2 separate regions of the Homo sapiens genome follow, and region 2 is linked to region 1. Evidence: chromatin loops called from intact Hi-C (ENCODE). Cell type or tissue: Caco-2. All regions are shown on one strand. Each heading gives the region's core, and the rest is flanking DNA. Links, peaks and the distances in the headings are about the cores only.

What was found. A loop is a pair of places that touch in the nucleus more often than their neighbours do. Peaks named below come from ENCODE experiments on the same cell type or tissue, not always from the same donor. Only the 100,000 strongest peaks of a DNase experiment are listed, where the experiment ranks them.
Region 2: it touches region 1 in a loop (2.1-fold over the local background); 5 of 110 quality-filtered maps call a loop at or near these places.

The regions. Positions count from the first base shown.
Region 1 is chrX:68,643,146-68,654,111 of GRCh38, forward strand. It overlaps STARD8 (StAR related lipid transfer domain containing 8), which reads left to right and starts at 4,521. Exons shown (of 15, transcript NM_001142503.3): 1 at 4,521-4,782. The coding sequence starts at 4,738. It also overlaps the pseudogene COX6CP12. In Caco-2, for the core only: no CTCF peak of the experiment used is centred there; a DNase peak (open chromatin) is centred at 4,736; H3K4me3 peaks cover 267 bases.
Region 2 is chrX:68,693,034-68,703,999 of GRCh38, forward strand. The region is part of intron 2 of STARD8 (StAR related lipid transfer domain containing 8); the gene reads left to right. Among named protein-coding and RNA genes, the nearest start is that of STARD8, 51 kb to the left of the region's middle. RefSeq lists a silencer at 530-719. In Caco-2, for the core only: no CTCF peak of the experiment used is centred there; a DNase peak (open chromatin) is centred at 6,108.

The sequences.
Region 1 (10,966 bases), core at 1,670-9,669:
ATTAAATTATTAAATTACATACAGTATATATTATATATATATATATATATATATATATATATATATATATATATATATTAGTCAAGTGTAGTGGCGTGCACCTGTAGTCCCAGTTACTTAACAGGCTGAGGCAAAAGAGTTCGAGGCTACAATAAGCTATGATCGTGCCACTGCACTCCAGCTTGGGTGACAGATTGAGACCCTGTCTCAAAAGAAAAAAAGAAAGAAAGAAAGAAAAGAATCCCTGAAGGTCCCTGAGAATCTTTCCAAAGGTCAAGGTCAAGGAGGTCTTTTCAAACTAACATATCTGCAGGAGGCAGAATTTTCTTTACATACTTCAATACACAACAGAAGCAGCTAGCTTCTGAATCCAGCCAAACATCAAAGAGAATAACAACAAATGTAAAATCTCCCCACTCTTCTCGGTAAATTTATTTTTGTTTTGTAAAATATTGTTATACTTCATAAAATATTAAAAATATATTCTAGAATATATTATTTATATTAACATGTTTAATCTTTAAGCATGACTTTGACAACGAACGAATCAATCAAGCAATATTCCTTAAATGTTTCCATCTTAATTTCTAATATAGTTAACATGGATAGATGTAACCCACGTAAATAAAAACTCCATCAAATCATTCATAACTTTTAATGGTGTACCGCGGTCCCGTTTAGTAGGTCTGACTTCCTTTCTCATTCCATATAGTTTTCTCTCTGGTCCCCCAATGGTCACAGATGTGCTCTGCTCAATATCTGGCACAGGAATGGACACAGTGTCTCTGGGAGGGAGGCCATTCTTCCTTCCTCATGGGCCTCAGCCATAATGGGCCTGTCTTCTCCTTCACCTGGGTTCCTTGGCAAAGACCAGTGACTTGGGCCTTAAACAAGACACCCTCTTGTGGGCAGTGCCAGTTCCCAGGTGGAGAAATCAAGCAGCTGATCAGGCGAGGCTTGATGTGCTAGCCTCCCTGCTTGCCTGTGCACAGTTGCCCAGCCCCTCTGGGTTCCAGCTACGCTGAATGATACACTCTCCATATCCGCCACCCAAAGAAAGCAGATTTCATTACTGCTATGCCAGTTGTGTCAGGCCTTGAGTGTGAGGCAAGGGAGAACCTGCCTGATTCAGATCCCCCATGGGGTATATGGGGAAGAGGGATATGAGGAGGGAGGACTTGTGTTAACTGAGAGAACCCACTTCACATCAGGTCCTGCATGTTCCTTCTTCCTTTTTTTTTTTTTTGTTTCTTTTTTCTTTTTTTTTTTAGACATTTGAGACGGAGTTTCGCTCTTGTCGTCCAGGCTGTAGTGCAATGGCGTGATCTCGGCTCACTGCAACCTCCGCCTCCTGGGTTCAAGCGATTCTCCTGCCTCAGCCTCCTGAGTAGCTGGGATTACAGGCATCCACCACCATGCCCAGCTAATTTTTTGTATTTTTAGTAGAGACAGGGTTTCACCATATTAATCAGGCTGGTCTCGAACTCCTGACCTCAGGTGATCTGCCCATCTCGGCCTCCCAAAGTGCTGGGATTATAGGCGTGAGCCACCGCGCCGGGCCTGTTCCTTCTTTCTTAATGACAAACCTGGGAGGTGAGTAGAGATCTTTATCCTTATTCTCCTATTATAGCCATGGAAACCAAAGGTCCCAGAGGTAATGTGACTTGTCTAAGGTGGTTATGCAACCAAAAAAGTAGCTGGGCTTGGATCTAAAGTCATATCTAATAATGTCAAATCAATGCTCCTTCTGCTTTACCAGAAGCAGGGAGAGCCAGGAGCGTTCAGGACAAGACGAGAGAGGAAGGGAGCTAACATTTATTGAACATTTACTATGTGCCAAGCATATGTTATCTCATTAACTCCTAACAGCAGTCCCCTTATGTAAGCAGTGACTCTCAGTTTACAGATGAGGAAACAGGCTTAGGGAAGGGAAGTGGCTTTTGTAAGGGTACACTGTTAGGAGGTAGCAGAACCAGGATTCAAATCTAAGTCTGTCTGGCTCCAAAGCCTCTGCTTCTTCAATAATACCAAATGAGATTTATTTTTATTTGTTAATTGTTTATTTATGATGAGACACCATTTCTTAACCCACATATTCATATTTCATAGTTCAGGAACACAGGTCTGTGACCAACTTCTATGTAATTCAACCCAAAGAAATTCTTTATATTCCAAAATCACTTTGTACTCTGAAATGTACCAACCTTCCTCATCTCCTCAAAATCTTTTATGGAATCATAATTTCTGTAAAAATCTGCACATGCCTTCTTCCTTGGTTTGGTCAGAGCAAACATAGAGAGCTGCAACCCTCAGGGAAGCAACAAATGCTCCAATAATATGAAACCCATGTGTCTGAGGTTTCATCAAAGCACTGGAAGCCATGGTAGTTATTATCCTTGATAGGTATGTCAACCTCAACACCAATATCCTTCCTGGCTGATGGAGAATGAGCCACAAATAACATATATTGAGAACGTACTTTATGCCAGACACTATACTACATGCTTTAATTCATTCTGTTTAAACCTCCCAAAGGAAGTAGGTACTATTATTATTCCCCATTTTACGGATGGGCACACTAAGGCAGTAACAGGCCCAAGGTCACCAGTTAAAGAGTAACAGAACTAGTATTGAATCCAGGCAGTCAACTTCCGAGTTCATGGCTTAAAACCACCTCAAGACAAAACTGGTGTGAGAGACCCAGAATTGAAACTGAAGTCTCCTGGTTTCTTAGCTTAATGTGGTGTGCTGCGCACTAATGCCTCCTGAATGAATGCCCAAAGGCACGGCTGACACATCTCCTCCCAGGGGCTGGAATGGAAAGAAGGAGGTGAACTCCAGAGAGTGAAAGACTATGAGGCCATCCTAGGAGGGCAGGCAGCTTTTCCTGTAATAGTTGCTTCCCAGTTCTCCATCCTCAGGTCTCTGGCTGCAGGGCAGGAGGGCATATGCTCAAAGGAGAAAACTCTCTCTGGGCTCTGACTCCTCGTGTTATTCCTCCCCCACATGCAGAGGGCTTCCCCTTATAAGCCTGTGCTCAGCTGGACGTGGGTTGGAAGCCACTTACCTTGGCTCTTGCTGACCATCTTCCCGACACAGCCCAACAGAACTCACATCTGAGACACCCCTGAGGTCGGAGCTAGAGAGAGGGTGAGGTCAGTGATTGCAGCCTCCTTGGTACAAACGAGGAAACTGAGGGTCACAGAGTAAGTTGTAAACAGAGCTGGGGGGACCCTCACAGAGCCTCTGGACAAACCTCCGGACAAAGCCACTGATGAAGAAAGTCCCCGAAGGCAGGTAGAGGCTTGCTTAAAGCAACCTAGGACCTTCCAGGGTCCCAGGACCTGGCTGTTTGCCTGACTAGCTTGGGTCTCTGAAACAGAAGTGAGGCCAGGGAGAGTTAGTTATTCTGGGCCTCATGATGACATGTGCCTCCAGAGACCCAAGCCTGGCCTTTTGCCATGGGGTCCCTGGGAGCCTTCTGGCTACCAGCCATGGCACCCTGCCTTCTGATGTCTGGGGAGGGGCTGAGAGAGGGGGAGGGTCACTGCTTCTTAATGGCTTTCTGCCCAGAAAGCCTCTAGAACTGCCTGCTGCTGACTTTCTTTCCTTTCAGGGCATCCAGAGGGTTCAAGTTTAGATTTCAGGCTAAACTTCTGGGCTTAGAGGGTCCTGAGCATGGGACTGGATAAAGGAGGGAAGCCATCATCTCTTCAGAAGATGTTCAGAAAAGGGCATACACCCAGTCTATCTGAGCTGGGAGAGAGCTGCTGTTATGCCCTGGGGCAGGGGGATGGATGAAATGGCATTTGAGGGCTCAGATTCTCTTTGGGGCAAGACCTGACTTCCTATGGACTCCCAGGAGCAGCAGGGGAGTTCTGAGAGGAACTGTGATTGTCCAGAGTGGAGTTTCTTTGAGACTTGCCCTGTACCTAACCCCAAACAGATTTGATACTTAGAGACCTCTAACCCGGCATCTCATTGTACAGCTGGGAAAACTGAGACCCAGGAGGAAGGGGCCTCTCCGAGATGCCACAGTGAGTCAAGAGTCCTCACTTCAGAGGGCTGGAGAATAATCTACTGAGGCAGGGCCAGGGCACCTGTCTGAGAGGGGCTTCTAAGGCTGCAAGCTTTTCCCCTTCCGTGGACTGCATTCACACCTTGTTCGGTCCTGCTGGGGCCGGGGCTCTCCTTCCTTGCCCCTTTTCCTTGGCACTCTTTCCACAGGCCCTGTGTGGTCTGGGCTCTACCGAGAGGTCCCCAAGGAGAGCTGGCGTGTCAGTCAGCCAAGAAGCAAGCAGGCAGGCAATGCCAGCATGCAGGTGGCGGGGCTGGCAGGGGAGCCGGCAGGAGGGCCGGACACCCGGAGCCGGGGAACTGTAATGTTCAGGGAATTTCAATTGGCATTGCTGTCCCGTTCCAGCCAACTGGCTAACGGTGCCGAGTTTGAATCAGTGACCCGCCTCCTGGTCCCTCCTCCTTAGCCGGCCTCTCTCCCTCCCTCCTTTTTTCCCTCCCTCGGTGGCCTTCCAGGAGGCGGGAGGCGCCCGCTGTCGAGGCAGCTGAGCCCCGGCAACCGCTGCTCTCCGCCTCTCCCCTCGCGGGGCCGGCTCATGGAGCGCAGGGACCGGGCTGGCTCTCGCCGAGCCCCGGGCCTCTTTTAGCCTCGTCCCCAGAGAGGGAGGAGCCGGTGCCCGGCACAGCCCCGCCGGCCCTAGAAGCTCCCCACGCGCCACCATGCCTCTGCTGGACGTTTTCTGGTCTTGCTTCAGGAAGGTGAAGGTAAGTGACTGGCCAGCCCCAGCCCATCCCGCTGCTCAGGGGGGAAGGAGGCAGATGTGGACCACTGCGCACCAGCTGGGAAAACGGACCAGACGGGCTTCTGAGACTACCTGAGGCTCTCGGAGTTAGAAAGGCTTGGGTTCAAGTCTCACCTTTGTCACTTAACCAGTTCTGTGACCTTCTGTTGCATTCCCATACAAACAAGTCTGCTAGTTGGCTCTTTTTAATAAAACTCGCCTCTGTTGCTTCCTGGATCTTGCCACAAAGGCAAGATACTTAACCTCTCTGAACCTCAGTTTCCTCTCAGCTTTAGAATGAGGACCATAGTAACACCAACCTTACGGGGTGATGAGGTTGGTGTTATTGTTTACATAGCAAATGTATGCAAATCCAGGAGATAATGTGTGTAAGCTTCCTAGCAGGATGCCTGGTGTGGAGCATCCACACAAACAATGGTATCTATTATTATTATTATTATTAATTTCTATCCATATATATAAAAGCACATACTCTGTGCTAGGCACCACTGGAGCTACACAAAGACAAAAAAGGGCTGGACACAGTGGCTCACGTCTGTAATCCCAGCATTCTGGGAGGCCGAGGTGGGAGGATCACTTGAGGCCAGGGGTTCAAGACCAGCTTAGGCAACATAAGGAGACCCCCATCTCCATTTTTTAAAAGAAGACAAAGAAGGACATGGCTTTTGTCCTCAAAGAGAATATAAGAAAAGTGACAAATATTTACCAGGCACCTACTATATGCCAGACATTGTGCTAAATAGTCAGTTTGTCAGTAAATATTTGTTGAGTGTCTACTATATCCTGGCCATGGGGGATACATGAGCACAGCCGAACCCACAAGTGTGTGTAAAGCATGATTCCACTCTCAAGAACCAAGAAACTAATATTTATTTAGTATCCACTATGTACCAGACCTAGGCACTTTTAATTCATTCATGTGGCAGTGATCCTCAGCACAACCCATTGTTTTCCTGCTTTTATAGATAGGGAAAAGACACTGTGAATAGTTAAGAAATATTTACAAGGTTGCTCAGATATGACTGGCAGAGCTGGGATCTGAGCTCCTAAGTCCATGCCTTTCTTGACGCTGTGTGGTTTCCCACAGTCCAACCCAGTAGGAAGACTTTCAAACGACTAGCCTGACTGTAAGACAGGATGAAAGAATGCTGGGACCTTTGGGAAGGAAAGATCCATTCCACCGGGAGGGACTTGGAGAGGTTTCACAGGAGGTCACATTTGGGCTGAGCCTGAGGCTTAAAGGAAGAGAAGAGTTTGTCAGTCCAAAAGTGGGGGAAGGGCATTCCAGGCATGCCTGGCAGAGGGAACTTCGTGAGCTAGAGTTTGGAGGCAGTCAAATGGTAGTGGGCTGGGGGAAAGGCTTCTTTCGTGATGTGGCTCAAATGTAGGGTTAGAGAGGATAGGAGCTTGAGAAAGGGAAGCAGAGACTACTTCCCAAAGGGTTTGGAATTAATCTGTGGATTCATGGTCCTCATCTAGTAGGGGTCCTGAATGAGATTTTTCAACCATCTGTGGTGGAATGAGAGAAAAGTAGGGATAATGTCGTGCAGTGTTCATAAAACTAAATTAATTCAACTCAAAGGACTATTCTTTATTTGGAGACTGTTGTGTCCTTCCTGTGGGGGTGGGGATTCAAATGATCTTTCTCCTACAAAATATGAGTGAGAAATTTTTTAAATGTCTGCCCTCAGCAAAATTACAAAGTTTGCGACATGCTGATTGTTTCCCTATTTATTTATTTAAGAACACTTTCCTCATCCATGAAATCTGAAAGTCTGGTGACTACTGTTTTGGGGAATAAGGGGCTGATTTCAGCATAATAGGGATATAATTAAGTGGACGGTTTTAGAAAAAGCACTCCAGCAGTAGTGGGCAGGGATGGTGTGGAAGGGCCCAAGTGGAGATGCAGAGGCCAGGAAGGAGGCAGCTGCAGTGGAAATAAGGATGGGAGAGGAAGAAATGATAGAGAGCTGGATGGAATGATAATGACGAGGGAAGGGAAAATTAAAGTGCCTTTGAGGTTTGACGCCCGAGAGGCACCTCTGTCCCCTACCCCAGTTAACTGTTCTAGGTGCTTGGCATGGATTTAAATCTCTTTGCACTCATTACCCCAACTTCTCAGATGCCCAGAAAACATGTCCTAACCCCTGTCAGCCTCTTGGAAACTGTTGGGCTAGGTTAAGAGCAGTGGCTCATGCCTATAATTCTAGCATTTTGGGAGGCCAATGCGAGAGGATTGATTGAGGCCAGGAGTTCCAGACCAGCCTGGGCAATAATGAGACCCTTTATGAAAAATAAAAAAAATTTGCTGGGCACGGTGATGCATAATGGACACCTATAGTCCCAGTTACTTAGGAGACTGAATTGGGAGGATTGCTTGAGCCCAGGAGTTCAAGGCTGCAGTGTGCTATGATTGCACCACTACACTCCAGCCTGGACTACAGAGCAAGATCCTATAGAAGAAGAAGAAGGAGGAGGAGGAGGAGGAGGAAGAGGAGGAGGGGAGGAGGAGGAGGGGAGGAGGAGGAGGAGGAGGAGGAGGAGGAGGAATAGTAATTATAGGTATGGTGTCACGCCTGTAATCCCAGCACTTTGGGATGCCGAGGCAGGTGGATCACTTGAGTCCAGGAAATCAAGACCAGCCTGGGCAGCATAGTAAGACTGTGTCTCTAGAAAAAAAAATTTAAAATTAGTCAGGCATGGTGATGCATGCCTGTTTTCTCAGCTACTTGTGGGGCTGAGGCAGGAGGATGGCTGCAGTGAGTCATGATCGCACCACTGCACTCCAACCTGGCCATCAGACTAAGGCTATGTCTCAAACAAAACAAAACAAAACAAAACAAAACAAAACAAAACAAAACAAAACAAAACAAAACTGGTGGGCTAGGACAGCCCCAAGAGAAGGTTGAGGATCTCTATCATGGGTCCCAGACGTTTGCACGCATTCACTTATGAGTGTGTCCACAGAGGACATACACGTGCATTTGTGCATATTCAACCCCACACACATATGCACAGGCACACCATTCAAGTGTGCATACACACATACATAGAGACGAACACACATATACCCTGGCACAAACAGGCAAATGCACATGTACACACAGACAGTGCACATTCCTAGCATGATGTAGACTCACACACATATGCATGCATGCATATACAGAGGTAAGCACACAGGCACATCAGATACATACCCTCCTATGCACAAGCATGAGGGACACACAGAGACACAGCCAGGCACATCTCCAAAAAGCCTGTAGACATACAAAAGCATGCACACGGCGTGAAGGTCCACGTGCATGCACATGCATATGCACAGGTCTGTGGTTGCTCATGTCCTTGGCAGATGTGAATCAACACATGGCTGGATCTCAGGGCTAAGAGGCAGCCTGCCGGATCCACACACTTGGACTGCGTGCTCCCTTTTCCAATGCTGCTGCTTTGAGGCCCCAGTCAGAAAGGCAGGCTCTCTGGGCTCGGGAGCTCAGTCAAGGGCACGGGCTGCTGTGAGCCACCCTCCCTCTCTGAGCCAGGCCCCCTGAGTGCGGGAGACTGAGGGGTTTGAGGGGTGGGGAATGGCCGGGACAGATCCTGTCAGAGCTGAAAGGGCCCTCTCAGATCATCTTATTCAAACTTCTCATGGTCCTGATAGGGAAACCGAGCCCCTTCCCTCCCCCACCATATGGAGCCCTTCATCAGCTGAAGAGGTATGAGGAGGGGTGAAGCACACAAACTTGGGTTTCAATTCCACCCCACACCCACAGGCACACATACTAGCTGTGTGCCTTCGAGCAAGTCTTCTCCGAGCCTCAATTTCCTTGTTTGCAGAATGACACTAATCAGTGCCCGCCTCACAGAAATGCCACGAACATTTGGTGGGTGGGTTAAGTCTTTTTTTTTTTTTTTTGACCGAGTCTCGCTCTGTTGCCCAGGCTGGAGTGCAGTGTCTGCTCATTGCAACCTCCACCTCCCGGGTTCAAGCGATTCTCCTGCCTCAGCCTCCCGAGTAGCTGGAATTACAGGCGCCCGCCACCACGCCCAGCTAATTTTTTTTTTTTTTTGTATTTTTAGTAGAGACAGGGTTTCACCGTGTTGGCCAGGCTGGTCTCGAGCTCCTAACCCTAAGTGATCAGCCCGCCTTGGCTTCCCAAAGTGCGGGAATTACAGGCGTAAGTCACCACGCTCGGCAAGGCTGTGTCTTTAAAGTGCCTGACATGGAGTAGGTGGTCAATACACATGATTTGTTGGAAGCAGCTTCCGAAACTGTGTACTAGAGGCACCACAGCAAAGAATGAGGGTTATTCTATATTTGAAAATTCCAGGGTTAGGGTCTCAGGTCCAGTCTGCTCCTTTGCCACAACTCCTCAGCCCTCTACTTTGACTATGCCTGGGTCTAGGAATAGAAGTGATCCATTTGGGAGATGAAGGCTGACACCCCAGAAGCCAGGGATGGTGGGAAGGTGGCAAAAGGCCAGGCCAGGGCTCAGGATTGCTTTGAGCTGCTCTTGTGTTAGGGGCAGCCAAGGGACAAGACGTTTAAGTGTGAGATGAACCCAGTATAAATAGTCCAATACGTGTTTGCTGTGTCTTCCCCTGGAGGCCAGTCAGGGCCCGGAAGGCATCCATGGCCCCTTGGTACAACGAAGCATGCATGAGTCAGTTTCTCACCCGCTCCCCCGCAACACACAGCCACACACCCCACACTCCACACACATGAAACACACACCACACACACACCACAAACACATCACACCATACACACACCACACACCACACACATACACCACACTCCCCCACACACACACCCCACACACCACACACACACACACCACACACCACACACACACCCCACACACCCCACACCCCACACACACCCCCACACACCACACCACACACACACACACCCACACCCCACACACACACACCACACCACACACACCACACCACACACACACATCACACACACCACACACACACACCACACCACACACACACACCACACACCACACACCACACACACACCACACACCACACACACACCACCACACACACACACCCCACACACCACACACACACATCACACACCACACACACCACACACCACACACACACCACACCACACACCACACACACCACACACACACACCACACACCACACACACACCACACACCACACACACCACACCAAACACACACACCACACACACACAACACAGCACACACACATCACACACACACCACACCACACAACATACACACCACACCACACACACACACCACACATACACCACACACACCACACACCACACCACACACACACCACACACCACACACACACCACACCACACACCACACACACACACCCCACACACCACACACACCCCACACACACCCCCAAACGCACACCACACCACACACACACACCCCACACACACCACACACACCACACCACACACACCACACACCACACATACACCTCACACCACACACACACACCCCACACCCCACACACACACCCCACACCCCTCACACACACCATACACACCACACACACCACACACACCACAGCACACACACACCACAGCACACATACACCACACACACACCACACACACACCACACCACACAAGCACACACACCCCACCACACACACACACACCCCACACACCACACACACACCATACACGCCACATACACCCCCCAACACACCACACCACACACACACCACACCACACATACACCACACACACCACACCACACACACACACCACACGCCACACACACACACACCCCACACATCACACATACCACAAACACACACACCACATACACACACACACACCACATACATACAGAACCATTTCTTTGATGTATTCTTTTGCCCCCTTCCAGCACTTAGCATGGTGTTATGCACATAAGGGGTGCCCGGAACACAAATCCTCCCTCATGTTACTCCGCTTCAGGTGGGCATATCAGGTCCTAGAGGGCACTGGCTTGGGAGGTGGGAAATCTGCCTGGAGCGCCATCTCAACCATGACCTCTGGATGACCTTGAGAGGGTCAATTCTCTCTCCTGTCCCTCAGTTCCCTCCTCTTATAGGTAGATAATCATGCAATATCAGAGATGAAAAGGCCCTTGGAGGT
Region 2 (10,966 bases), core at 1,806-9,805, 50 kb after region 1:
TGGTGCTTACTATCAGAACTCCTGGAAGCCCTCCCCTGCCACGATTAATGTTCGTGCCCCAAATTTTCCATGCATTTCTCTGCGGAGGTAGAGTTCAGACTTGGGGTAGGGGACAGAAGCCTGGGGTATTGGGGAAGTTGCAGAGCCACTGGGGCCTGAGCAACGTAGGGATGGCAGCTTCCTGCTCAAATTCCTAATTATCTGGTTTTCCCCTACCAATTGGAGATTTCACTGAAGTTGTGTCTTCTGGACATCCCATAAATTATCCGAGCAAGTCACTGAACCCTCCCGGGCACATAGCATATGTGTTTAAATCCCCCAAACAGTGCCGGACTCATTCAGAACTCAATAAATATTAGCCTGTGTGCCTGGCCAAGTCACTGCTTGAGCCTCAGTCTTTGGGCTTGCACCTCCTCCCTGGCAGCGGTGTGACCGGAGGGAAAGGCAGCGGCGAGGGCCTTGGAGGACCTGCAGGCAGTGCCCCGCCCACCCAGATTTGGGTGACTTTCTGGCGAGTCCGGTGGGCCAGACTGCGCCCCCATTGGCCGAGGGGAGGTGGGCGGGGCGTCCCTACAGCCCTACTCGCCGACGCTCCCTCCCCACTTGAGCTGAGTGGACTCGGGTTGACAACGGCTAAGCAGCCGCGGCAGCTGCTCTTCTGGCTGGCACCGTCACCCCTGCCCGACCCCAGGCCCCGCGTGTGTCCCGGACGGAGCAGTCCCTCCTGGGCTCGCCTCCTGCCCGCTCGCTCTGTGTCAGCGCCCGAACCCAAAGGGGTGGACGCGGCCTCCAGGTAGGAGTCTGGGCGACGGCAGGGGGAGATCCAGACAAACGGGGGCGCCTGGGGCTCCCTCTCCCCGCTTTGCCTCTCTGGCGCGCTCCGGCTCGGCCCTTCTCCTAGCGGTTCCGCCGGGCGGCGTACGCAAGAGACAGGGAGGAAGCGAGCCGAGCCACCCCCGCCCCTGGGATTGGGGGGTCAGAATCGCCGAAATTGGGGGACCCCCGAGCGCGCCAGCCGCGCGTCTTCCAGCGAAGCCTCGCGAGTGGGGCGGTGGAAGGCAGCTGTCCGCCTGTTACCGCCGGGCCCGTGGGTCTCGCAGCCGTCGCTCTGGGGCTTTGGAGGGGCGTTGCAGCTGGCCGGGGGCGGCAGAGCTTCAGGCTCTGTTGCCGGGTCGCGCCAGATCTCCTGCCCTCTCCTTTCTCTGCTTTCGAGGGCATTTCCAGGAAGCCCCCGTCCGGCTGTATGGGTTTTCCCGTCGGCCACTGCCTCATTGCTTTCTCTCCTGAGAAATGCCCAGGACTTCTTGGTATTAAGATAGCTGCGGGGACCAAGCGAAAACGTTTGGACACGTCTCATCTTCATAGGCCTCATTTTCCCATAAAGTCCAAAATGGGTTTGGATTAGAGGAAAGGCTTTTAGTGGAAGTTTTTGGAATTTCCAAATTAGGTAGTGTGGGGTTCTCTCCACGTTCCTCCTGACACTTGTGAAAGTTGCGCGCTGAATTACGACTCAGGAAACTGGGGTTCAGCCAGTCCATGTGACCTTAGGCGAGTCATACTACTGTGTGGGCCATAGTGTTTTCAGCCACACCTCAGGTGGCAGCTTGATTTCAGTATCTAAAGGGCCCGGTCTCTTTCACCCTGACATTTGTTTACTTGGTACCTGGGGTCAGGCTCCTAACTGGCAGGTAAAAGGTTGTCTCTGAGACGCTCGGGGTGGCAGCAGCTATGCACACGGAGAGCTTTGTGGTGATTATGCAGCTAAGCCAGCTGGAAAACTAGAGTGTGCGTGGAGGGGTGGGCGACAGCAGCCAGACCAAGGTAGGGAGAGGTGGGAGTTTTCTTCCAGAGCCTGGGGCCCCAGAGGTTGGGGGCCTCAGAGATTGGGCTGGCTTGGAGCCTATGCTTACCCCCAAGTCCCAGGGCCTGGCTTCTCTCCCAGTCAGAGCCTAAGCGGGGAGGAGGGGTTAATGAATCACACCCAGGGCTATTTTCAAACCCTGACTCCTCCTGTGCGACCTGCTCCCTCCCCACTCTAGGGTTTGCCGCCCCCCCGCCCCCCACACCTGTATTATTGCCCTCTGAGTTTTCCTCTCATTTTCATCCTCCTGGAATGAAAGGGGGACAAATCTTGTCTGCGGATGCGATGGGAAGGTGGGCAGCCCAAAGGCATGGAGAAGAAGGCTGCAGGTGATTTCTGGGTGGCTTTCGCAGTGGGAAGAGTGTGATGGGAAGGGTGGTGTTTTGCTGTAAGGGCATAGGGGTCGGTAGTGAAACTCTTTCACTCTAAAGGTACAGCTGCCATCTAGCTGGACATTCTGGGCTGGTTTTCATTTTAGGGACGTGGCCTTTTGTTAATGTGTTGGACTTTGGATTTTGGATTTCTGCTCCCTAGACCTCTATATTTAGTGCTAGGAAACACCACACTGGACACTGCCTCTCCTGTTTTTGGAGAATTATGCTAAACCTCTCTGTGCATCTACAGCTCCCCTCCCCCACCTAGAGAGGAGAAGCTGCCTACAGATGATATCTGGAGGTGTTTAGAGCAAGAAGGGCTGAACTGAAGGTGTGCAAAGCAAAGGGGCTGTGTGCGCTGTGTGCTTGCTTGAGACAGGGCTTGCAGTGAGTCATGTGGGGAGGATGGCAGAGCCTTCCTTATTCAAACACAATACCTCCTGAGTTCCAGCAGAGAAGCAAAGAAAGTGGCACCAAGAAGACTCGAATGTTGTCCCTCTCTGTCCTCTTAAAGTTTTAAAATTCCATTATTGGGACTACAGATTGGAGAGGGAGCAGAAGACCCCTGTGTCTAGGTTTAGAGGATAGCAACAGGGACACAAAGGCAAGAAGGTCCCAAAGGAAGGAGGGGATGGAGTCTCCAATTGGGAAGCTGTCACAGCTGCAGCTGCTTTGCTGCTAGGAGACTCCTGGAGCTCCTTATTTGAGCCATGGAAAGTTCAGGTTCAACAGATGGCAGGTTTATCACGTGCAGGCTGTGCCCTCACCTCTTTTCTGGCTAGAAGAAAGGGTTGCCTCTGCCTTGAAAAGAAGAGAAGGACCTTTTGCCTTAGGCTCCCAGTTTGGTTAGGATCAGGTGTCATGGCCCTGGGCCTTGGGAAAGCTGTTCAGCAGATAAAATAGGGACAGCAGATTTCAAAGATACAAGGGCTTTAGGGTGGGAAGTGTGAGCTCCCGGAGATCTAGGTGAGTTTTACATTCTTCCCCACCCCACAACAGGGTAGTTGGGCACTGGGTTGGGCACACAGTTGCTGGTGTCAGGTGTTTATTAAGGGGTCTTGGTTTGTGTGTGCGCACGTGTGCATGGGCATGCATTCGGGAAGGGTCCTGGTAGATAGGAATCAGTGGACTGGAGGCCACAGCCTGGGCCCTTGTCACAAGTCTGAAGTGCTGTGTTTGTGGGTGGAGTTTCCTTTTCCCCAGCCCTGCAGGTTGGTAACTTGCATGCTAAACAGTTGCTGTTCCTGTTTACCTCGACCACACACAGGAATTTTAGAACTGAATGTTAAGTTCCCTAGGAGTTCAGGGTGGTGTGGAGCAAAGAACAGGGGATTGGGAGTTGAACATGGGGAGCTTTAACTCCAGGCTCTGCCGCCCCCCTCAAATTCTCCGACTCTGGGTTTCTCCTCATTTTTTCCACTTCACTGGATTAAACTAGGGGATCCATAGCTAAGTGCTTTGTAAACTACCATGTGCTGTATAAATTATTAGTCATTAAGTTTAGGCTTGGTGCTAGGTCTTGTGGAGGACACAGAGTAAAAACCCCCAGTTCCAGGGAATGTACCATCTAGTTTGGGGGTTAGTGGCATAAATAATACATGCCACTAATTATTTATGTATTAAATAATAATACCTTGGTGAGGACTTCAAAAAAATTATTGTGAATAATTTCAAACATATATAAAAATAGAGATAATTAGTGTACTAAGACCCCATGTACCCATCACCCAGTTTCAACAGCCATTTGCCCATGGCCAATCCTGCCCTGTCCATACTCTTATCTACATCATGCCCTTGTTATTTTGAAACAAATCCCAGAAACCTTATCAGTTCATCTATACATATTTCAATACGTATTTCTAAAAGATAAGGATTCATAAAAACAACCATTATCACACCTAAAATAGTTTCTTAATATTATCAAATAACCGGTAAGTGTTCATATTTCCAATTGTTGAGAAGGACTTATTTGCCCTGGACGTCCATTCTGCCCTGGGAAATCCATTCCAGGGAGTGATTGCTTTTGACTGAGGGGAAGGTGACGGACAGAGGCAGTGGCATTTGAGCTGAACCTTGGAAGAGAGGCCCAGGAAAGGTCCCAGCCCAGATGTTAGCCGCCTCTAGGGCTCCAGATCTGGAGGCTGACCCATGGAGGCTTCTTGCGGAGACTTCCTGCCTTTGTTTCTCTAGCAGTAAATGACAGTTCTCACTCTCACACTTGCTTCCCCAGTCCAGGGCACCCAGGAGTTTGGGGTACGCAGGTCTGGGAGAATTCTGGGAGGCTGCTCTCCACCTAGGCCCCTCCCCTGCGCCTGGCCCCTGAGGCCAGTTCAGAGCAAAACAGGATGCATTCAGGATGAACGTCTTTCCCAGCTTGTCATCTAATCACCAAGGCCCAGCTTGGAGCTTCCTCTCTCATTCATGATAAAAACCCTCACTGTCTCTCTTTTCCCTTCCGCCCCAGTAAGGGTGTGCTGACTTCCTCCATATCCGGGCCAGCCCTCTACCCCCATGTGGGGCTGAGGGAGAGATTCCCTCAGTGCAGGCCTCTGCCCCCACCCACCTCACCACAGCCTGTCAGAGAGGGAGAGAAAGACCCCAGGAATGTTCTCCCTGACTGCAGGCTCCTGCTCTTGGGCTGTCTTTGGGAAAAGAGCAGCCTCCTTCCAACAAGCCTGGGGTCCTGCCACTGCTTGGTTAATCATTGAGCCACATAATAACCACCTTGGAAAGTCATCTCTAGGGGATGGTCATTAACTAACTCCCTGTCCACCTCAGGCCTTAAAGAGACCATATCCTGAACCCTCACCTTCCCCCAAGGGAACATTGACAAACATTCACTCACGGGAACTTCTGGGGCCAGTGAAAAGTCTGCCCCTCCATCCTTTACTTGGCAAACGGAAGCAGTTATTCACACCATTTGAAGGACATGGGTTCAGCTTGGATGGTATTGAGAAGGGGAGCGGAGTGAATTGATGGGGATTTGGATGGGCAGTGGGGTCCAGCATCAGAGTTAAAAAGGGGTAGGGGGGTGTTTCTAGGAGTAGTTGATCGCCTCATCTCAATTTGAAAGTCTAAAAGAGCAAGAAATGCCCACCCAAAGGGTCTGCCGATGCTGGGTATGGGGTGAGGCTGTGTGAATGTGTGTCTGTTTTCAGTACAGCTGTGGGTCCCTCCACACCAGGCTGCAGTGGAAATGGGGACAGCCAACCACATGATTGCTGCTGAGAGGCTGAGGACCTCTGTAAGTGGAGGAGGATGCCTTCCTCCGGGAGCCTGTATCTGGACAAGCAGTGGCACTTGGTAAGGGTCGGGCCAGGACCCAGACCCAGACCCAGACCCAGACCCAGACCCAGACCCAGACCCAATTTAGAAAGCTCCAGACCATATGCAGTTTCCTGCAGTTTCAGTAGGAAGAGAAGGAACCACCCCGTGGGCCTACTACAGAGTTGGGAAACGGCTTCTGGTTCTGCCCCCTCTATAGCTTTCTCTCGGTGAGTGATTTTTGCTTTCTCTGGGCCTCAATTTCCACAACTATAAAGTGGGTAGGGCAGTTGGCAGGCAGACTCAGTGGTCTGTGAGCCTTCCTTTCAGCTATGCAAGTATGCCTCCCCACTCAAGACCCTTTTCTTATCTACCAGGCAATGGTGAGCTGGCTTCAAATTCAATCAGGCCCAGACACTGAATGTTCTCAGCTGGCTGGGTCAGTTGGAGCTGGCCAAGCCCTGAATTGCCACAGCTTGGGTTCTCCTTGTGCTTGGGCATTTCTGCAGTTTGCTCTCTGGCCCCTCCCCAAGCCTGTGTCTGTCCCTAGTGGCCAGCCACTCTCTGACCCATTCAGCCACAAGTTAATGAGTGAACTGCTCCCCCTGGGTCGTACCAGCCCAAGGTGCTCCTGGGATCCTAGGTCCCTGTGGGAAGCAGCCAAGGGCCTAGCCAGCTCCAGTCACCTTTATGCTCTCTCCCACAACCCCTCTAGAGGTAGGTATGCAGGCAGAGCTCAGGGCAGAAGGACCTTTAGAGGGCACTAGGTCCAACTTTCCTTCTGAAGCTTGGGGCTTCCCGACAGGTACTTGTGCAGTTCCTGCTCACTCATGTTCAATACCTGGGAATGTGATATGTTTCAAGCAAGTTGCTTTCGTCTTTGGAATGTGTGAAAGTTTTCTCTTATGTTGAACTTAACTGTGCCTCCCTGAGGCTTCTAACCCTGGGTTCCGAGTGTGCCCTCTGGGACCACCTGGACCCTGTCTGCTCTCTCTGACCTTCAGGGATCTGAGGATGGAACCCAAGTGCACCTGTGTCTTCTCTAGGCCAAACAACCTTCAAGCGTCTGCGCTCCTTCTCAGACCTGGAGCAGCCCCCTTCCCAGCCTCATCACTGTCCTCTGTCCTCCCTACATGCTACTGTTTATGGCCCCCTTAACATGTGGGGGCAGGAAATGGGGCACTGGAAACCCCTCACTCCCCTTAGTTTATTTATAGTCTGAACTTGTTCAGATGACTTTTCCATAATCCTTTTCTGGTTACCACAACAGGTAGACTCCTAACCCCCAGAATCTTGGGTGCAAATACCTTAGACAACACTGATTTGTTTATGGTTCAGGTCCAGCCAGCTCTCACGATTGGAGAGCCCTTGGAAGGTAGGGCCTTCTTATTGGTGCCCCCATAGTGGAGGACAAGCCTGGTGTTAGTAGGTGTTCCCCTTGTTGAGTTAAATACAATGTAATATGTGGGGGGCTTCCAGCGTACCCTGCTTTCCTGCCACTCGGTTTTATCTTTGGAGTTGGTCAGGGGTGGGTGGAGGGAAGGGGATATTTTAGGGAGTACTGAAGCCGGAAATGAGTATGAGCCATGCCCACAGTGGGGCCTAGAAGAGTGAATCAGACAGTGAGAAATACCAACGTAGCCATTCCTTCCCCTGGCAGTTGATGATGATGACTATGAGTCCTCCCATTTCTTCAGTTGCCAAGGCACTTTCACTTCCATGATTCCATTGTGTTCTTAGAGCAGCCCTGTAAAGTAGATGGTATGATTTCCCCAGAATGATCTGTGGTGGTCTCCACCTGAGGCCCAGGGAAGGGAAGAACAGTCTCCAGTGAGGGAGGATTTGGAGCCCAGGTCTCCTGACCCTCAGCCCTCCCTGTTTTCCCCAAACCACACCCAGCAGCCATGGCAGCCGGGGCTGACTCGGCAGCTTCCCCACCACAGAGGAACCCCTGCCCTGGCTGCAACTCTGTTCCTGTGAGAGAGTGAGCTCCAAGGGACGTGGCCTAGGATTTCCTGTCCTTTATCTGGGCTGGCCAAAGGCTGGCCTGTCTGAGGTGTGAGATAGGCACCTGCAGCCAGCCTTTCTGCTCCAGGCTGAGGTCAAGTCAGGCTGTGGCAGAGGCAGTGAGCTTGTGGGAAGAGCTTGTCCCCAAACATCTGTCCTGAGCAGTGCCCACACCAGCAGGGCCTTCTAAATGGGAAAAACAGAGAGGGGAATGTGGAAAAGGGGTCAGAGTGGAGCAGAAGTAAAATACGTCCTGAGCTGTACACAAGCTCTCATGTTCACAGTGCTGGGAGACTTTGGGCAAATTACTTAACTTCTCTGAGCCTTCATTTTGTCAGCTCTAAAATGGAGATATGTACCCACCTCATGGAGTTGTTGAATATTAAATCCAACAATATAAATAAAATTATTGCCATTATTGTTGCTTGGTAGTACCTTCTGCAGTCCTGTCATTTGGTTGTTTTTCACTGACCTGGGGGTGGGCAGTTCTCAAACCTGCCACCTCGTGGGCATTCGGTCTGGACTTTGCAGTCATTTCAGAGTCCACCTTACCCAGAAAAGCTCCCTTTGGCCATGCCCACCCACAGGGCTCCCTTCCTCTGGCCTTCTTTAGTGGCATTCGCGACACTCAACAGGCTATAGTAGTGATGGTGACACCAATAATAATAGTGAACTCTTCTAAATTCTTGGCAAATTTTAACTTCTTTAGCATTCATGGCAATTCCATAAGGTAGGTACTGCTATCTTTGTCTCTCTTTTATTTAATAAACTTGCCCAAGGTCACATATCCGGGGAGTGATGGAGCTGGGATCAGGACCCAGGTGGTCTGACTCCACCTCCTGACATCTTTAATGACTGGGCCATGCCTCTCTCCAGATGCCTGGCCAGGAGGCAAGAGCTGAGGTTCGGGTCTCCTTCCCCACCTGAGTGCTCATCACACGCACCAGTGATCAGTCACTTCTGGACAGGCAGTCCCCAGGTCCTTGCCTGTCTGCTCTGTGCACTTCTTCTCACCCTCCATCACCAAGGTGGACAGATGGATAGAGGGAAGACATGGAGGAGTGGGTATTCATGCTCTAAAACAGAGCTGCATTGGGGTGGGGAGGGAGTGCAGGAGGGAGTTGGGCAGTGGGGGTGGCAGTGTGGGCAGTGGGGGTGGCAGTGTGGTTCTGACATCAGCACCAGGCCTGCCTGATTAGCACCTTCTAGTACTGGGGGTGGAGAACAGGGTGCTGGGTGGCATCAGGGAGGAAGAGACATTTGAATATGCTCTCTTGACAACCAGGTTGCATTATTTAGAAGGCATGGGTGGTTAGGGGCTGGCAGGAGGCTGGCTGGATTAGCTCTTATGATCACTAGCTGGCGTGTCCCATGCTAGAATTGGGTGGGAGGAGGTTGTCCAGAAGCTGTAGCCCTCCCCGAAGTGCTTCCATCTCAGGGTCTTGGGGGCTGCAAGCTTCCTTCCCTCAGGCTGTACTAGCTGCCAGCTCCATTGCTTCAGGGCTTATTCCCCTTTATCTTGCCTCCGAAGCAAGCTCCAGGGAGTGCTACGAAGGCCAGTCCATGGTAGCCTGTCTCCCTGAGAAGGATGGGCCTGGCAGCAGCTCTGGCCGAGTGCTGCAGGAGAATTCAGTTTTTGTTCTGTTTTCAGACCTTAGTACCCAGCATAGGGCTTGGCACCAAGTAGGTGCTTGGGTATTATTAGTTGAATAAATTCACAGTCCATGGGGAGTGGATTCTAAAGGGAGAGCCGAGGGAGGCTGAAATGGGAACAGGTCAACAGGAGGGCTGTGGTTATTTAGGTAGGCTTCTGGCCCAATCTGTAGTCCAACAGAAGCTACATGACCTATTGCAGCCTCAGTTTTCCCATTTGTACCATAGGCATTACCTGCTTTGGAGGAGTTCTTGTGGGGACCAAGTGACATACAGGATGATCAAGTGCTTTCCTGGCTGATAGGAAGTTAAATTCAGGCTAACCACTCTTACTACAAAAACCCTGGTAGATGATTTTGTGTCTGCTGTGTGCCAGGCCCCAGCCTAGACAATTTCTTTTCTTTAATGAGGAAGATTCTAACTTGGTAGCTCTGACTCTAGAGCCAAACTGCCTGGATTTGCATCTTGGCTCACCTCTTCTTAGCTGCTGACCTTGGGCAAGTTACTCCATATCTCTGGGCCTCAGTTTCCTCCTCTGTAAAATAGAGATATTATTGGAGCACTTAGCTCACAGGTTTGTTGTGAAGATTCAATGACATAATACACATTAAAAAAAAAAACTTAAAGAAATGTCTGGGATATAATAATGGCTCAGTACAAAGTCCATGGCTCAGGGCACATAGTAAGTACTGTATAACTATTAGTGTCTGCTATATTTTATTAATAATTACATTCAGTATCTTAAATATTGCTGTCATTAATGAGTAAGAAGTATAGAGCCAGGACCAGGGGCGGTGGTGGCTCACACCAGCAATTTGGAAGGCTGAGGCAGAAGGATTGCCTGAGCCAAGGAGTTTGAGACCAGCCTGGGCAATATAGGGAGACACCTATCTCTACAAAATATAAAAAATACAAAAATTAGCTGGACATGGTGGTGCACGCCTGTAGTCCCAGCTACTCTGGAGGCTGAGGTGGGAGGATTGCTTGAGCCCGGGAGGTCGAGGCTGCAGTGAGCTGTGATTGTGCTACTACACTCCAGCCCTGGTGACAGAGTGAGGCCTCATTTTAAAAAAAGAAAAGGAAGAGGTACAGAGAGGTGACAAATAGGCTACGTCTTCAGGTGGCTAGCCTGTTAACTCTTCCCACTGTACCCTGTAACTTCTACGCCCATAGGCCCTACAGAGCTGTAAGACCACCATTTGGGGTTCTCCTTCCCTTGGCCCTACCATGGCCTGAGCATGCACGTCATCACCCTTGCCCCCAGAGCCCTAGGCTCCGCCCCTTGCTATGTGCTCAGCATCACAGCCCTCCCTCTGGCTCTCCTTGGGGCTGGGGGAGGGGTCGTGTCTGCTCCCTTCCCGGGGAGGCCACTTCTCTCAGGCCCATTTCCTTTCTATCAGAGATAATTTTCTCTGGATCTCAGGGTGGGGCCAGGCTCCTTCAAGGCATTTCCTGCCCAGGAGTTTATATTTGGCCTGAGCAAAAGGAAAGGGAAGTAGGCAAGGGGGTGGGATGCAGACGTGGTGGCACAGGGTCAAAACAGACAAGTGCCAAGACTTTCCAGACCAAGAGAGGGAGGCAGGAGGTAGGCATGCCCCTTCTCTCAAGTGAACGTGGGTGCCCTCCCCTGAGCTTGGCAGAGTGAAGTGCTCCTTCAGGTCATAATGCCTCCACCATCAAGCAGAGTTCATTTTCTGTTCGCACATCTCTGAGCCTTGGTTCCTGGCTATGTGGTTTCTGTCCTAGGGCAAGGCTTTGAGGTGAAGACATGTGCTCAATTCCATTTCTAGTGCTGTGGTGATACCAG